Regions from separate parts of the Homo sapiens genome. Here region 2 is linked to region 1. Evidence: read pairs that join two places in POLR2A ChIA-PET (ENCODE). Cell type or tissue: OCI-LY7. All regions are shown on one strand. Each heading gives the region's core, and the rest is flanking DNA. Links, peaks and the distances in the headings are about the cores only. Region 1 overlaps CLHC1 (clathrin heavy chain linker domain containing 1). Region 2 overlaps CCDC88A (coiled-coil domain containing 88A).

The links. ChIA-PET counts read pairs that join two places held together with the same protein. Peaks named below come from ENCODE experiments on the same cell type or tissue, not always from the same donor. Only the 100,000 strongest peaks of a DNase experiment are listed, where the experiment ranks them.
Region 2: POLR2A ChIA-PET joins it to region 1 with 5 read pairs; 3 of 35 experiments call an interaction of 5 or more read pairs at or near these places.

The regions. Positions count from the first base shown.
Region 1 is chr2:55,222,848-55,231,047 of GRCh38, reverse strand. It overlaps CLHC1 (clathrin heavy chain linker domain containing 1), which reads left to right. Exons shown (of 13, transcript NM_152385.4): 2 at 2,844-3,016. It also overlaps the pseudogene CDPF1P1. Among named protein-coding and RNA genes, the nearest start is that of CLHC1, 5.3 kb to the left of the region's middle. RefSeq lists a silencer at 7,270-7,649. In OCI-LY7, for the core only: no CTCF peak of the experiment used is centred there; a DNase peak (open chromatin) is centred at 2,877; H3K4me3 peaks cover 645 bases; H3K27ac peaks cover 529 bases.
Region 2 is chr2:55,382,243-55,391,773 of GRCh38, reverse strand. CCDC88A (coiled-coil domain containing 88A) reads left to right here. Exons shown (of 33, transcript NM_001365480.1): 3 at 2,888-2,996. Among named protein-coding and RNA genes, the nearest start is that of CCDC88A, 33 kb to the left of the region's middle. In OCI-LY7, for the core only: no CTCF peak of the experiment used is centred there; no DNase peak of the experiment used is centred there.

The sequences.
Region 1 (8,200 bases), core at 480-5,479:
TAGCTCCTGACCTCAAATGATCCATCCTCCTTGGCCTCCCAAAGTGGTGAGATTACAGGCGTGAGCCACCACGCCCTGCCTCCTGGAACATTTTTCATCCCCTAGTCCGCCAACTAGTCTCTACAACAAAATTTCCTAGAGTTGCTTGTACATATTGTCTCTAATCTTTCCCTTCCGTTGTCTGAACCCACTCCTGTCAGGCTTTTGTCCCCACCATTCTGATCGGATAGCTCTTGTAATGGTCACTAATGACCTCCATGTTGCTAAATTCAATGGTCATTTCATCTTATTTGATCTGTCAGCAGTATTTGACACAGTTGCTCATTCCATCTCTCTTTGAAAACCTTTCAAAGACTTCACCTCTCAGTTTTTCTGCCACCCTGGAGGCTCTTTTCCAGGCTCATTTGCTGCTTCCTCTTGATCTGCAAGACCTCTAACCATGGAGTATCCCCAAGGCCCAGTCCTTGGACCTCTGCTTTGTCTGCATTTTCTTGGTTATCTCATTTTTGTTTAATAACTTTTAAAGTATCATCATATGCAAATGACTCATAAACTTATCTGTCAGACCAGATATGTCACAGATATGTCACAACTTCATCTTCACATATCCAGCTATCTACTCAACATCTCTAATGGACAGGCCCCAAACACTTAATCTCATGAAATTGCTCTTCCCATGTTTATATATGGCAATTCCCATTTCTCCAGTCACTAAGGCCAAAAACTTTATGATTATCCTTGACTGTTCTTTTATATCCCACATCTTATCTACCTTGGCAGATCTTGGCTTTATTTTCAAAATATATGCAGAACACTTCCTACCACCTCCATTGTTAGCACCCTGATTCAAGCCACCATCATCTTTTGCCTTGATTATTGCAGTAGCTTCGTAACAGCACTTCCAGCTTTGACCCTTGCGTCCTATAATCTGTTTTCCACAGAGCAACAAGAACAATTCTTTTTTTTCTTTTTTTTGAGATGGAGTTTCGCTGTTGTTGCCCAGGCTGGAGTGCAATGGCACAATCTTGGCTCACCGCAAACTCTGCTTCCCGGGTTAGGTGATTCTCCTGCCTCAGCCTCTCCAGTAGCTGGGATTACAGGCATGCGCCACCACGCCCAGCTAATTTTGTATTTTTAGCAGAGACAGGGTTTTTCCATGTTGGTCAGGCTGGTCTGGAACTCCCGACGTCAGGTGATCTGCCCGCCTTGGCCTCCCAGAGTGCTGGGATTACAGGCATGAGCCACCATGCCTGGCCAAGAACAATTCTTTAAAATGTTAAGTCAGCTCTCCCACTCTTCTGCACACAGGCCTCTAAAGGCTTCGAATCTCACTCAGAGGAAAGCCTAAATTCTTACAAGTGAGGCTGTTGCTCCAGTGCTGGAACAAGTAGAGGCCACAGTCCAGTGTTGCTCCTCTTGCCAAGTCTGCCCAGAGAAAGGGACCTCTTTTTCTAAACCGCACAAAGGTACCCCCTAGGCTGATAGTAGTTCTGCCCTCAAGACCCTACATGCTACATAATCTGGCAGTTACCTCTCTGATCTCATCTCTTCTCTCCCTTTCTCATTCTCTTCTAGCCCCACGGGCCCTCTAGCTGTTCCTCAAATGTGTTGTCCCACCCTGAGGCCTTTGGACTGGCTACTCTCTTTGCCTCAACCACTCATCTCCCAGGAATCTACATGACCTGCTATTTTCAGATTTCTGAAATGTCACCTTATCAGTAAGCTCTTTTGTCTTTCCTGACTTACTGCCCTTATAGAAAATGGTATCCTCCCACCTTCCTTACTCTCTATCCCCCATACCTTGTTTTATTTTTCTTCATACAACTTAACCCCTATCTGTCATACTATATTTCTATATATATATAATTTTTTTCTTTCTTTTTTTTTTTTTTTTTTTGAGACAGAATCTCCCTCTGTCGCCCAGGCTGGATTGCAGTGGTATGATCTTAGCCCACTGCAACCTCCACCTCTCTGGTCCAAATGATTCTCATACCTCAGCCACCTAAGTAGCTGGGATTATAGGTGTGAGCCCCTGCGCCCAGCTAATTTTTATATTCTTTAATAGAGACTGGGTTTTGCCATGTTGGCCAGACTGATCTCAAACTCCTAACCTCAAGTGATCCACCTGCCTCGGCTTTCCAAAGTGCTGGGATTACAGGCATGAGCCGCTGTGCCTGGACTATTTTTTTTCTTGTGTGTTGTCTGTTTCTACATGAATGTAACCTTTGTGAGATTAGGGACTTTGTTTTGTTCAATACTGTGTCTCCATTGTCTAGAATAATGGCAGACAAACAATAGGTGTCCCCCAAATATTGAATAAATAAATGTAGCACAACTTAAGCATTGCCCTAGATTTTGTTTTACTAGATGTTTTCCCTAATGTTTCCTTGCCCCCTTCCGTAGGCTGATGAGATGCCCCTCTGGCCTTCTGTAGCCTATTGTGCTTACCTCTGTCACACTGCCTTTTCTGCTTTGTAGCAGTGGCTCATTTACTAGACCTGGAACACTTGACTGGGAACCCTTGTGACTTGTCAACACATCCCTAAATGTCTAATATGAATGAATGAATGAATGAATGGTAATCTTGGTTGGTTTATGTAACTCAATGGCATTTTGTAGATGTTAAGGAACAATCCCTTTAGCTGTGTTCTGGTTTGAGAGCACCACAAGTCCAATGTCTTATGAATAGACTAGATTATTGTTCAGTGATTATTGATTATTCAGCAAACATATGTTTGAGTACTGCTCTGCTAGAAACTGCATTATGCACTTGAATGCATATGGTAGAGGAGGGATGATGGGGAAAGAGAACATTTTGTTTCCTGATCTTGTCACGCTTACAGCCTAACAGATGAGACAGAATATAAACAGGAAGTCTCTAAGGCAGTGTGGTGGAAGGATAATACCATGATGGAGGAAGTGCACAGTATTATGGGAGAACATAGCAGTGGCATCTGACCAATTTTAAGGGAATCCAGGACAGCTTTCCTGAAGCTGAAGAAAGAGTAAAAGCCAGGTGAATCAAAGTGATAGTATGTATGTGTTTTGGGGGTTGGGGGTAATATAGGAGGATGGTCTGCAGGGAGGGGGAGAGAATTATGTAAGATCCTAAGGTAAGAGAGGAAGTTCATGGGTGTGGGAATGGGGATATGGGGCAAAGGACAGGGACATGAAGAGAGTAAATTTGGTCAAAGAAAAAGAGTCATTAGTTTCTGAAGGGCACTAATAGGCCAAGTAAAGGAACTTGGATTTTATCCTAAGGGTAATACGGTAGGAAGCCACTGGTGTCCAAATGTCACTACCCCCTCTCTAATGATAACACCCGTTTCTTCCTCTTTTGACTTTTATCTTTTACTTTTTTTTTTTTTTTGAGATGGAGTCTTGCTCTATTGCCCAGGCTGGAGTGCAGTGGCTCAATCTCGGCTCACTGCAACCTCCACCTCCTGGGTTCAAGTGATTCTCCTGCCTCAGCCTCCTGAGTAGCTGGGATTATAGGCGTGTGCCACCACTCCCAGCTAATTTTTGTATTTTTAGTAGAGATGTGGTTTCACCATGTTGGTCAGACTGGTCTTGAACTCCTGATCTCGTGATCTGCCTGCCTCGGCCTCCCAAAGTGCTGGGATTATAGGCGTGAGCCACCGCGCCTGGTTATCTTTTACTATTTGAAATTATTTATTTATAGTTTGTCTCCCCTACTAGATCATAAGCTTCAAGGAGCCAGGGACCTTATCTTACTTATTGCCGAATTCCTAGCTGTGAAATGGTGCCTGGTGCTTTGTTGACACTCAATAAATACTGACTGAATGAATGAATAAACAAATGTATTTCTCATTTAGGAAAACTTGATTAATTAATGAGTTATTCCCTTGCTGGAACTACTTTATATTAATTCATAAATTGACTTTTTGCTATCCAGTTCATCAACATGAAGATAATTTTGGCCTTTTAATCTTCAGAATTATTTTGGTGTCTCCTCTTCTGTATATGGCTATGGGCAGTATTTACAGGCTGTATATGTTATTCACATAATCAGGTATCAGTTATATTGCCAGAACATGATACAATTGATTGAGACACTTACTTATCATGGCATTGTTTATATTAGTGAAAATAGCAGCCAGGTGCAGTGGCTCATGCCTGTAATCCCAGCACTTTGGGAGGCCAAAGCAGGCTGATCACTTGAGGCCAGGAGTTCAAGATCAGCCTGGCCAACAGGGTGAAACCCCATCTCTACTAAAATTACAAAAAATTACCCAGACATGGTGCCCTGCACCTCTAGTTTCAGCTACTCGGGAGGCTAAGGCAGGAGAATCACTTGAATTCAGAAAGTGAAGGTTGCAGTGAGCTGAGATCGTGCCACTGCACTCCAGCCTGGGCGACAGAGCAAGACTGTCTCAAAACAAAACAAAAATAGTGAAAATATCTGACAATGGGGGAATAAATTAATGGAACATCATACTATGAAATACTGTGTAAGCTTTAGAAGTCATGTTTTAAAAAACGATTTAACAACATGAAAAAGTGCTTTTAATATTAAGTGAAAAAAATGGGATGCACAACTGAATATAGAGTTTAATTTCAAGTTTTGTAATGTTTGGAAGGAAATATTCCAAAATATTAAATAGATATTTATTTCATTAATTTTGTCTGGTTTATATTTTCCGAATTTTATACCAGGAGTATGCTTCTGTAATTAGGGAAAAAGTTACGATGTTGCCTTGCCAGCCATTATTAAGCAAGCCAAGAGTTCTGTTTGAAGTTAATGTGACTAAATCTTAGGCACCAACTTCTGTATCCAACTTCAGTTGGACAATTTTTTTTTTTTCAGTAAAAACTCTTTCTCTTTTTTTTTTTTTGAAATGGAGTCTCGCTCAGTTGCCCAGGCTGGAGTGCAGTGGTGCGATCTTGGCTCACTGCAACCTCCGCCTCCCGGGTTCACGCCACTCTCCTGCCTCAGCCTCCTGAGTAGCTGGGACTACAGGCGCCCGCCACCACACCCGGCTAATTTTTTTGTACTTTTAGTAGAGACGGGGTTTTACCATGTTAGCCAGATGGTCTCGATCTCCTGACCTCGTGAACCGCCCGCCTCGGCCTCCCAAAATGCTGGGACTACAGGCGTGAGCTACCGCTCCCGGCCTTTCAGTAAAAATTCTTTATTCATTCCTTCATCACGTGACAGTTGGCCTTGAGTACTTACAAAGACAGCAGTTCCTGCCTCTCAGAAATCTAAGCAGACATTCCAGAGCTCACAGATCAGTGCCCCACCAACTGCTACCTGGAAGCTTCAGGGAGATGGGGAGCCTGGAGGAGGGGATGCTGCAGGAACCCCCTGGCACGCAGTGGGGCTGGGCTTCGAAGGCATCCAGGACTGAATTCGAGGTGGCAGGGGGCAAGCAGGCAGGCAGCGTGACGGTCATGAGGTGCGGGGTGAGGGCAGGAAGCCCACAGCATTCCTGACTTGGGGTCAGGGGAGACAGATTGGAGGGGCCCGAGATGAAGCCAGAGCTTACAGAGAGGCTGTAAGCCAGCACTCAGCTTCCCGGGAGACCCCAACCACTGCCGGGTCCAGAGTGCCCTGGGAGAATGTCAGGTACCCAGATGTTTCAGTGGAAGATTCCTTTTTCAAACATTAGCTGGTTCTTTGGATTTTTAATTATAAACATAGTACATGATCAAGGTTAAACCATTTTCCAAGCATCACATAAGGATGGGAAGTAATTCTATCCCGCTCTAGACCTTCCAGATTGGCTCCAGAAGGCAGCTGCTGTCAGTGATTTTCCTTACAGACCATTGCAGCCACCTACCTTGCGCCATGGTCCCGAGACAGCATGGCGTCTTCCCCCACACGGACCTGCAGGTGGCCTCTTAGGAGCTTTCTCGCTGAAGGAGGTCATCCCTCTTAGTCACATCTGAGCAGCACTCACTTAGGCCTCGGCCCCGAGGGTCATGCGGGGGCACCTGGCCGGGTTCCCGGCTCTGTCTGGTCTGGCATCTGTCTGCCTTTGGGCTACCTTTTCGGCACAGCTCCCTGGGCCTGTGGCTGCTACAAGCTGGACTCCAGCTCCCCTGGGCTGCAGTGCTGCTCGCAGTGGTCCAGAAAAGAGGCTGGGCACAGCGGCTCCTGGCTCAGCAGCATCCTTGGCGCAGGCTGGCCCAGGAGCTCCGTGCAGGGTGCTGCCAGTTGACCCAGCCCCGGCTGCACTCAATGTCCGAGAACCGGGCTGGCTGGGGGGCCTCTTTGACGGAGCTTTACTCCAAGTCTTGCTGAATTTCCTGAGGAAAAGCACTGATGTTCTCATGGACACAAGGGAGGCAGAATCTCTTGAAGTAGAATAAACTGCACTCCTTTCCAGTCTTCCTTTCTCAGCTTCTCCTGGACCGCCAGCTCCTCCATGCGCCTCAGACACTCCCAACGCCGCACTGCGGGGGTTCCTCCCGCCCTGGCCCATCTCATCCCCCTTGGCTGTTGATACAGCTCCCCTGTGTGCATGTCGCCCTGTGGCAGATGCTCAGGGACTTCTCAGACTCCAGGATCACTCCGAGTACACTGGCCACACAGCCTGCTGCACAAACTGCAGCGCCAGCTAAGGACCAGGAATCTGACATTGTCGGAGGTGAAGGGATCCTTTGTGACATAGCTTTCCTCCAGGAGGACCATCCACTGGGTGTCGGGGGAGCTTCTGCCCCAAGTAGCAGGAGGGAGCTGTCAAGGCGTGGAGTTCACACTCAAACACTCCCAGAGGACGGCACTCTGCATGGGACGCCATCCAGCTCCTTTGACTGTGGAATCAAGTACATTATCAGCTGGCCCCTGGCTCCTGGCTGTGACCTCCCTTCGCTTGAACTGAGCCTTGTGTGTAAGGGCGTATCAAGTTGTATGGGCTTCGCCGCTGGGTGACCCCAAATGCAACTCCAGGAAGCATGGGTTACCAATGACTTTAAGGTTAACGATCAGCTGGGCGCGGTGGCTGACGCCTGTAATCCCAGCACTTTGGGAGGTCGAGGCGAATGGATCACGAGGTCAGGAGTTCAAGACCAGCCTGGCCAACATGGTGAAACCCCCATCTCTACTAAAAATACAAAAATTAGCCGGGCGTGGTGGCGGGCGCCTGTAGTCCCAGCTACTCAAGAGGCTGAGGCAGGAGAATCGCGTGAACTCGGGAGGCGGAGCTTGCAGTGAGCTGAGATCTCGCCGCTGCACTCCAGCCTGGGCGGCAGAGCGAGACTCCGTCTCAAAAAAAAAAAAAAGTTACGATCCGATCGCGGGTGTGCGTGAACCTGACCCTGCTTCTCTTCTGAACACCGGGGCGTCCTAGGCCCCTGCCGAGGCTCCTGGGGGCGGTGCCTGTGAGCAGGGACCGCTGAGCGGGTCCGGGGGCGCCAGTGGTCCCCGCGAGCCTCCGCGCGCCCTCCCTCGCCCCAGAGCCGTCTGAGGTCGGGGGAACCGTCCCCCGAGGCCGACACGCCGCTCCTCCATCCGGTCCCCAAAGCCGAGAGCGGTCGCGCCGACCCTTGGCGCTCGGAGCACAGCAGGCCACGCCGGCGCGGAACTCAGTCCCGGCGAGCGGGAGGTGCCCTGAGGCTGCGCGGGGCCGGCCCACAGCGCGCTCGCCCCCGCCAGGCCGCCGCCGCCCATGATTCTTTACTGAAAGCGGCATAATGCGGCTGCTTGAAAGCTATACTCTGAAAAATACTGTTACTTTTGACATCATTGAGGGATGGATTTTAGCAGAAGTCCGGACCTCTTTTTGCTTGGTACTTTAATATTAAAGATGAGAATTAAAATAAAGTTTATTATAAAAATAAATACATTATTTATTGCTATTGTGTGCTGGGTGAAGCTAGGCCAGATAAGCGCCGGGGTCGTAAAATAGTTGACCTTGTTTGTGTCAAGAGGCTTACAAATTAGTTTTCCCACATGACACAAATAAATATAAAATACCAAACCTTCTATTAGAAAGTGTGAATTATACATAAGAAACCATCGATTATATGATACATGTGAGAGGAGTTGTGCATAGTTAGCAAGAGAAGAGCTCTTCATTGACTGGTGTTTGGTATTTCTGTCCCAGAGCAGCAGCATATGGCAGTGGAATAGCATAGACTTTTTTTTTTTTTTTTTTTTTTTTGAGACAGTTTCGCTCTTGTTGCCCAGGCTGGAGTGCAATGGCGCGATCTCGGCTCACCGCAACTCCGCCTC
Region 2 (9,531 bases), core at 2,248-7,247, 160 kb before region 1:
TCATTTAGTCTCTGTTCATTCATTTCAGCTTTTTCTCCCCTCTTCTCCATGCTTCTTTGGACTGTTTTTATTGTAATGTCTTCAAGTTCACTAATCGTTTGCTATACAGTTTCTAATCCATTGTTAAGCTCCTGCGGTGAATTTTTCATTTCAAATAGTTGTATTTTGCAGCTTCAGAAGTCCCATTTGAGTTTTTCAAAACATAATTTACATTTCTTCCTACTTAACGTTCATGTCTTTCTTTAAATCCTTTAGTAGAAAGTCCTTGTCTGTTATTTCCATGATCTTTTTCATTTCTGGGTCTGTTTCTGTTGACTGTTTCCATTTTCTTTCCTGGTTATAGATCACATTTTCCTGATCTTTTGTGTCTATTAATTTTTTTATTTTATGCTGGACATTGTAATGATTATATTTTGGAGTGTCTGGACCTTGTCCTTTTAGAGTGACAAACTTTGTTTTGGCAGGTTGTCAAGTTACTTGCAATCAGCATGATCCTTTCAAGACTTGTTTTGTTGGGGGTGGGGTTCTTGAATAGCTTTTACTCAGCTGCTGATTTAGTCCTCCTTCTAACACATGACTCTTCTGCGGTCTCTGCTGTATGTTCTGGATGTTCATTAAGTCTACTCCACTCTACTTGTCAGAACTCAAATTTCTCTCTTTACATTGTGAGCTCTGAGAATTGTTTAGCTTACAGCTTTCTTGTATTTGATCTTTGCTTAGCCTTGTGGAGTTTTAGGTTATACATGCACAATTTAGTGTTTAGCCAAAATTTTCTTGGTTTTTTGTTTTGCTTTGTTTTCAAGACAGGCTTCCACCATATTGCCCAGGCTGGTCTTGAATACCTGGCCTCAGGCATTCCTCCCGTTTTAGCTTCCCAAAGTCCTGGGATTACAGGCATGAGCCACTACATTCATGCCTGTGTGAAGCCAAAGCCAAAATCTTAAAGGCAGATTTTTGGAGCCCTTTGTTAGTGTAGCTCCCTTTTCTTTGGTATTCTTTTCTGAATGTGTCAGTTTAGCATCCATGAACTCCAGCTTTGTCTCCTCAAGTTCAGCAAGACTTGGGCTACCCATTTTTCTGTACCTCATTCTGGAAAGCACCTCAGTGCCTTACTAGAGAGAACCTAGCTTTGCATTACCTGCTGTCCAAAGTCTGAAAATAGTTTTTTCATGCTTTGTCCAGTTTTCTAGTTTTTTATGGCAAGAGGGTATCTTCCTCCTTTTTGTAATAGCTTCCCCTTCATATTTTATTAATAGCTCAGTTTGGTTGCATTATTTTCTCAACTAGTCCCTTGAGTAATCTCAGCGTAAGTGGTTGAATTGATCCAAGGTTGGGGATTAAGAATGTGGTCAGGGGACAAAAGAATCAAGTTATTGGGAGTGGTGGAAAGCAAATAGTTGAAGCAGTGGTTCTCAGAGTATGGATGGAGGATCCTTTTGGGGATCCATAGGGTCTTCCCACTTCTAACTACGTGTGAGGGTGAAATGTCTTAATATACTTGAACCAAAATAATAAGCAGTGGATTCAATGCAAAAGCAAAGATAAGAATCTGTTTTTTAAAAGTTAAACCACGCATTAAAGAGATACACAAAAATAGTAAAACGATACCACTCAGTTTTCTAAGTTGTTTTTGTTTGGTTTTTGTTAGCCTGTAGTGGGTTTATTATTTTGTTAAAGTGAGTTGATACATAAATAACTTTGAAATGTTCTATCTTTATTTTTTATTTTTTTTTTTTTTTGAGTCTCGCTCTGTAGCCCAGGCTGGAGTGCAGTGGTGCGATCCTGGCTCACTGCAACCTCTGCCTCCTGGGTTCAAGTGATTCTCCTGCCTCAGCCTCCCAAGTAGCTGCGACTACAGTTGCATGCCACCACACCTGGCTAATTTTTGTATTTTTAATACAGATGGGGTTTCACCATGTTGGCCAGGCTGGTCTTGAACTCCTGACCTCAGGTGATCCACCAGCCTGGGCCTCCCAAACTGCTGGGATTATAGGCGTGAGTCACCGTGCCCTACCTCAGTCTTTATTCCTAACACACTAAGTATTAATTAAAGATAGCCCACAACATCAAAAATTGTTTGGAGTCATCAATTAAGATTACAAAGGGGTCTTGAGACCTAAAAGTTTGAGAATTATGGAAATAAAGCACCATAGATTCTAATCTGTTTAGGGAAGGAACTGAAGGCATTAGGAATGCAATGGACTGTGTAGAAAGGGAACAGATTAAAGAATGAGGCGTTTCTATTCAGTTTCTATTTCCTGTTGGATGGGTGTCGATTTCTTGACTTTCCTGCATCCTTGTGTGGAGGTGCCGCAATTTCCCATTCTAAACCATGGTTGACTTGACTATTTTTCTTCTGCAGTTTCTGCTGCCTCAGGATTATTGAGCCCTTTGCTTTCATTGAATCTACAATTTTACCCAAAATAAAAGTACTAACCTGTGTCATCCACTTTAACCTTGAATTTCTCTGGGACATTGCCTGTTCAAATATAATCCCTATTACCCAGTGAGGAGAAATAACATTTATTGGTTATTATTAGCCCATATTTTAAATGGATTTATTTTGTGTGATAGAACTATATATTCAAAGGAAATAGTAAGTTATTCATCCCAGGAATGTGGAGTGGCAACATGACAATGAAAGGCAACATCTGACTTAGGTTTGAAATTAATTTTGTTCTTGCTTTGGGAAATCAGTTGCATTTGTATTAATTAGAAGCACGGAATACATGTCAAAGTAATAATCTGCCCTTTTGGACCATCTCTGTTAATGCAGATGAGCACACAATTTATTTAAATAAAAAAGTATTATATGATTAATTTTAATTATATATAGATTGATAGTAGTATTTTATGTAATTTTAAAGTATTTTTGTATTTCTTACAGTAATCCTAAATTGGAGAGTCAGAGAGTAAATAAAAAAGTCAATAATGATGCCTCACTTAGAATGCACAATCTATCCATTTTGGTGAGACAGATAAAATTTTATTACCAGGTAAGTGCTCTTTTTAAAAATCTGGGGTTTTAATAACTACTTACATTTTTGTATTATTTAGTATCAGTCATCTCACAAATATTTAAACGCTTATTATATGCTAGGTTCTGATCTATTTGCTAGAGTTAGAGTAGTAAATAAGATAGTTTATTTTTTATGAATGTTAAAGGCTTAAGCAAGCATTTAATAATTTTCTAATGTTACAAATGACTATTGTATTTTATGTTTTAAAAATCAGGTCCCAGTTTCCTGAGAACTTGCATAGTGTAACATTTTGTTGTTAGACTTCTTGAATTATGCCTTTGAAAAGTGTACTTCCATTTTTTTTAAAAAAAAAACCTGAATTGGATGCATATTTTCGTTTTTAAATATGAACATTGTTGAGGATTTCAATATACCTCTCAAAATTGCTATATCTGCATTGCATAAATTTTGGTATGGCGTATTTTAAAAGATGATTATTTCTATGCATTTTCTAATTTCTGCTATGATTTATTTCACTTACGAGTTACTTAGAAGTATGCTTTTAAATTTTTGAACATGGTATTTTTCAAGTAACCTTTTTGCTTTTGATTTTTGGTCAAAGAATGTGGTTTGTATAATACTGATTCTTTGATATTTGTTAAGAATTACTTAGCTTGGCCTAGTATGTCGTTGTCAGTTTTCTTTAAAGTTCTATGTGTGCTTGAAAAAGTATGTATTCTCCAATTGTTTGGGCGCAGAGTGAGAGCAACCTTGTTTGTTAATTGTATTGTTCCAATCTTTTACAGCCTTGTTGATTTGTCTTTTGAGTGATTAGTTATTGAGAAAGAGGAGTTGAAATATCCCATATGATGATGAATTTATCAAATTTTGTCTTATAGACTTTGAACCTGTTATTAGGTGCAAATAAATTTAAAATTGTTAAATCTTCCTGAAGAATTTGATTATTTATCAGTAATTGTCTCTTTTCCAATTTTTTTTTCTTTTTTCTTTTTCTTTTTTTTTTTTTTTTTTTTGAGATGGAGCCTCACTGTCACCCAGGCTGGAGTGCAGTGGCGCAATCTCATCTCACTGCAACCTCTGCCTCCTGGGTTCAAGCGATTCTCCTGCCTCAGACTCCTGAGTAGCTGGGACTATAGGTGTGCACCACCGTGTCCAGCTAATTTTTATGTTTTCAGTAGAGACAGGGTTTCACCATGTTGGCTAGGCTGGTCTCAAACTCCTGACCGCAAGTGATCTGCCCCCCTCAGCCTCCCAAAGTGCTGGGATTACAGGCATGAGCCCCCATGCCTGGCCTATCAGTAATTGTTTCTACATGTTTTTCCTTTCTCCTGGTTTAAAATTTTTTCACTCTTCCTGTTTTTTCAGAGGTGACTTTCAAAATCATACATTTTATACCTAAACATAGGAAAGGCCAAAATTAATGAGTATCTTTACCCTTTTATGGAATAGTGCTATGACTTTAGAATGTTTTAATTCTAGTCATTCTCTTTTATGACTTTTAAGCTTTTCTTGTCTTGTATTTTCGGGTTTTTTTCTTTACCCTACAAATTAAATATTGAGAAGTACTATTAAATAAATAAAACCAATGTTTCTTTTTTTTTTTTTTTTTTTTTTTTGAGATGGAATCTCAATCTGTTGCCCTGGCTGGAATGCAGTGGCACGAGCTCAGCTCACTGCAACTTCCGCCTCCTGGGTTCCAGCAATTCTCCTGCCTCAGCTGCCCGAGTAGCAGGGATTACAGGTGCCCACTACCACACCCGGCTAATTTTTTTGTATTTTTAGTAGAGACTGGGTTTCGCCATGTTGGCCAGGCTGGTCTCGAACTCCTGACCTCCTGTGATCCACCCGCCTCGGCCTCCCAAAATGCTAGGATTGTAGGCATGAGCCGTGCGCCCAGCCCTTTTTCTTTAGCTCAAGCTGCATGTTTTTCTTTGAGAATATTTGTCTGAAAATGCCTTTATTTCACTCTTGTTTTTGGAAGATAGTTCTTTGTTTGTTTTAGTTTTTAAATAGAGACAGAAGGCTGGGTACAGTGGCTCACACCTGTAATCCCAGCACTTTGGGAGGCCGAGGTGGGCGGATCACTTGAGGTCAGGAGTTCGAGACCAGCCTGTCCAACATGGCGAAACCTTGTCTCTACTAAAAATACAAAAATTAGCCAGCCTTGGTGGTGGGCACCTGTAATCTCAGCTACTCAGGAGGCTGAGGCATGAGAATCACTTGAACCCAGGAAGCAGGGTTTGCAGTGAGCCGAGATCATGCTGTTGCACTCCAGCCTTGGCAGCAAGAGCAAACCTCCATCTACAAAAAATAAAATAAAATAAAATAAAATACAATCTACAAAAAATAAAATAAAAAAGAGACAGAGTCTCACTATGTTGCCCAGGCTGGTCTTGAACGTCTGGGCTCAAGCAGTCCTCTTGCCTCAGCCTCCCAAAGTGTTGGGATTATGGGCGTGAGTGATTGCACTAGGATGAAATACTTTTAAGTATGCAGTTTTAGGTTGACAATTATTTTTCTGTCAGTACTTTGCACACTTAATTCTTCTGTCTCTGTATTTTTTTTTTTTTGAGACGGAGTTTTGCTCTTGTTGCCCAGGCTGGAGGGCAGTGGCATGATCTTGACCACTGCAACCTCTGGCTCCTGGGTTCAAGTGATTCTCCTGTCTCAGCCTCCTGAGTAGCTGGAATTACAGGTACATGCCACCACGCCCGGCTCATTTTTGTATTTTTAGTAGAGACAGGTTTCATCATATTGGTCAGGCTGGTCTTGAACTCCTGACCTCAGGTAATCCGCCTGCCTCGGCCTCCCAAAGTGTTGGGATTACAGGTGTGAGCCACCATGCCTGGCCTCTCTGGATTCTTTTTGCTCTGGAGAAGTTAGCTCTCTAATTTTTGTTACTTAAGCTGTCTTTTTTTTTTTTTTTTTTTTTTTTTTTTTGACATGGAGTTTCACTCTGTTACCTAGGCTGGAGTGCAATGGTGCAATTTCAGCTCACTGCAGCCTCTGCCTCCCGGATTCAAGGGATTCTCCTGCCTCAGGCCCCTGAGTAGCTGAGACTACAGGCACGTGCCACCAGGCCCGGCTAATTTTTGTATTTTTATGAGAGGTGTGGTTTCACCATGTTGGCCAGGCTTGTCTCGAACTCCTGACCTCAGATGATCCACGCGCCTCAGCCTTCCAAAGTGCTGAGATTACAGGCGTGAGCCACCGCGCCCGGCTAGACTGTCTTTTTTCTTTCAAAGCTACTTTTAGTATTTATTCTTCTAATATTTGTTCTAATCTGGTATCTTTCAAATATTTTTATTGATATATGTTAGACTTTCTTACTCTATTTCTTGCTTATTAAACTTTTATTTATTAAGCTTGTGCTGCATTCTGAGTCTTGTTTTCAGAACTCTCTAATTTACTAATTCACTCCATATTTGTGTCAAATCTTCTGTTTAACCCATTGATTATATCTTTCATTTCTGGAAGATTTGGTTCTTTTTACATTACCTTTTCATTTTGCTCATTAATCATTTTCTTTTCTTCAGATATTTAAAATTTTTCCGTTTTAGATTTCATATCTGATTATTCAGAAATCTGAAATATGTACAGATCTGGATCTGTCCTTTGTTTTCTGCTTGCTGTTTCTTTTGGTAGTGGTGGTGATAGTAGTAGTGGCAGTGGTGGGGGTGGCAGTGATATGTGTGTGTTTTAATTGTGAACTCATTTTTTGGGGGGACTTTATCTGTGCCAATTCTTTGTATTCAAGTCAAGGATGCATTGCTTCAGAGCAGATTTGTTGCTTGTTGTGCAACCAACCCTGAATCACCTTTATTTTAAGCAAGTTTAGCCAGGCGCGGTAGCTCATGCCTGTAATCCCAGCACTTTGGAAGGCCAAGATGGGTGGATCACTGGAGGTCTGGAGTTCCAAACCAGCCTGGCCAACGTGGTGAAACCCTGCCTGTACTAAAAATACAAAAATTAGCCAGGTGTGGTGGTGCGTGCCTGTAATCCCAGCAACTTGGGAGGCTGAGGCGCACGAATTGCTTGAACCAGAGAGGTAGAAGTTACAGTAAGCGGAGATCACACCACTACACTCCAGCCTGGGCGACAGAGCGAGACTCTGTCTTTAAAAAATATATATATATATATATGTATATATACACATATATACATATATATACGTATATATACACATATATACGTATATATGTGTATATATACACATATATACGTATATATGTGTATATATACACATATATACGTATATATGTATATATATATAATTTATATATAATATTCAATATATAATTAAATATATAATTAAATATGTATATTTAAGCAAGTTCATATAGAAGCAATATTGTTGTAATGTAGAAAATTAGAAAAAAAATAGATAATATAGACATAGTTCTAGTGCCAGGAAATTAGCACTGTTATCACCTGAATATATATACACTTCTGGATTTTTTTTTTTTTTGAGATGGAGTTTTGCTCTGTCACCCAGGCTGGAGTGCAGTGGTGCAATCTCGGCTTACTGCAACCTCTGCCCCACCTGGATTTTTTTTTTCCTTATGTGTTTATAAATTATGTTTTTATGTGTTTACATTTTTTATTGATTGATTGAAACAAGGTCTGTCTTTGTTGCCTAAGTCACAGCTCACTGTAGCTAAGACCTTCTGGGCTCAAGCAATCCTTCCGCCTCAGCCTCCTAAGTAGCTGGGACTACACATGTGTGTCACTATGCTATATTTTTTAATTTTTTGAGACAGAGTCTGGTATTGTCGCCCATGCTGGAGTGCAGTGGCATGGTCGTAGCTCATAGGTCACTGTAGTCTTGAGCGCAATTACTTTCGCACCAACCAATACTTTAAATTGTCTTCAGAAATAGGTCAGACATTTTATATATACAGTTAATAGACTTACTGAAATAATTTTTTTGTTCTTATTATATTAGAGAGGGTGTGGTTTAATATATGACACATTGCAAGTTAATATTTTCCAAATCAATGGAATTCTCATCAGCCCTTAAATTACCTTCTCTTAGAAAAATCAGATTTTGGGGAACGACTGTAGAAAACTTAAATTTTTTGTATGTCATATGCCCCTGAGAAGATGTATTTGAGGCGAAGTATTTTAGTATTTAGTATTTTAGTATTTCTTTTCTTTTTTTTTTTTTTTTAAGACGGAGTCTCGCTTTGTTGCCCAGGCTGGAGTGCAGTGGCACAATCTTGACTCACTGCAACCTCCGCCTCCCGGGTTCAAGCGATTCTCCTGCCTCGGCTTCCTGAGTAGCTGGGATTACAGGCACCTGCCACCACACCTGGCTAATTTTTTTTTGTATTTTTAATAGAGACGGGGTTTCACCATGTTGGCCAGGCTGGTTTCAAACTCCTGACCTCAGGTGATCCTCCCTCCTTGGCCTCCCAAAATGCTGGGACTACAGGCATGAGCCACCGTGCCGGGCCATTTTAGTACATTTTGATTATTCTGACTCACAAAGGGGAAAGTGAATTTGGATAAGTTAAAATTCAAAAGTGTATGTTTCCCAAAAAATTTTTTTGATAGGTTGGTAAGCATCAAGGTCATCTTGTAAAGATGATTCCCAGGGAGAAAAGAATATTGACAGAATACCCTAAGATGATTGTTGGAGGGAGGATTATTTCAATTTATCTTTTCAGTAATGATAGGTAAATTTAAATGTCAGTACTCTTTTGTTTTTTTTTTTTTTCATTTTTATGATTTAGAACCTGTAAAAGCTCAATACAAATTCTAATGTCATTCACATTTTCCCTCTCCCGTTTCTTGAATGCCAGATATTCTACCTGGTACTGGTGCTACAGTGGTGCATAGGACATACCATGTCCCTATTTTCATGGAACTATGGTACTAGTAGAGGAATAATAGATGAGTAAAAAACTAAGCAAAACAATTTCTGTTGTGATTAATAATATAAGACTAATGAAGTAGTAATATGAGAGGTCATGAGAGAAATAAGTGGTAACATTAGATTATCAGAAAGTTTATCAAAGATATACTTCATTATGGTTAAATGGCAATTCAGACCTTTTCAAATAATCACTTGATCCGTAGCAAACACCTTTTTGTCTTGCAAATGAGTATTCAAAAGTTTTCAAGTCAGAAAATAAAGTAAATTATAGCTGTTATGTAAAATTACCTAGGCTCTTAAAAAATTTATTTTTCTTTAAAGTTATTTTTAGCCCTGTGAATAAGGGAGAGATGGTGAATTTGAGTATCAGAGACAGCATTTACAAGTAAACAAATTTTAGTTGTCTATAGAACCCTGTCATAGCCAGTGTTTGGTGTGACTATATTGGCCGCAGTTTGAATAAGTATTAAATGAAGAACATTGTTGTTCAAACACCACTAAAATAATGCTCTGAACCATTTGAGGCTGCAAAGGAAAGAACATGTTACAATTAGGAAATTTATTAGGAAATGTTTGTATGGTATGATGTCACTAGTATCAAAAACAAAGAACAGATTCCAGTACCATTAATCCAGTTGCTACAGAAAATAGACACTTTTTAGGTTTTTCTTT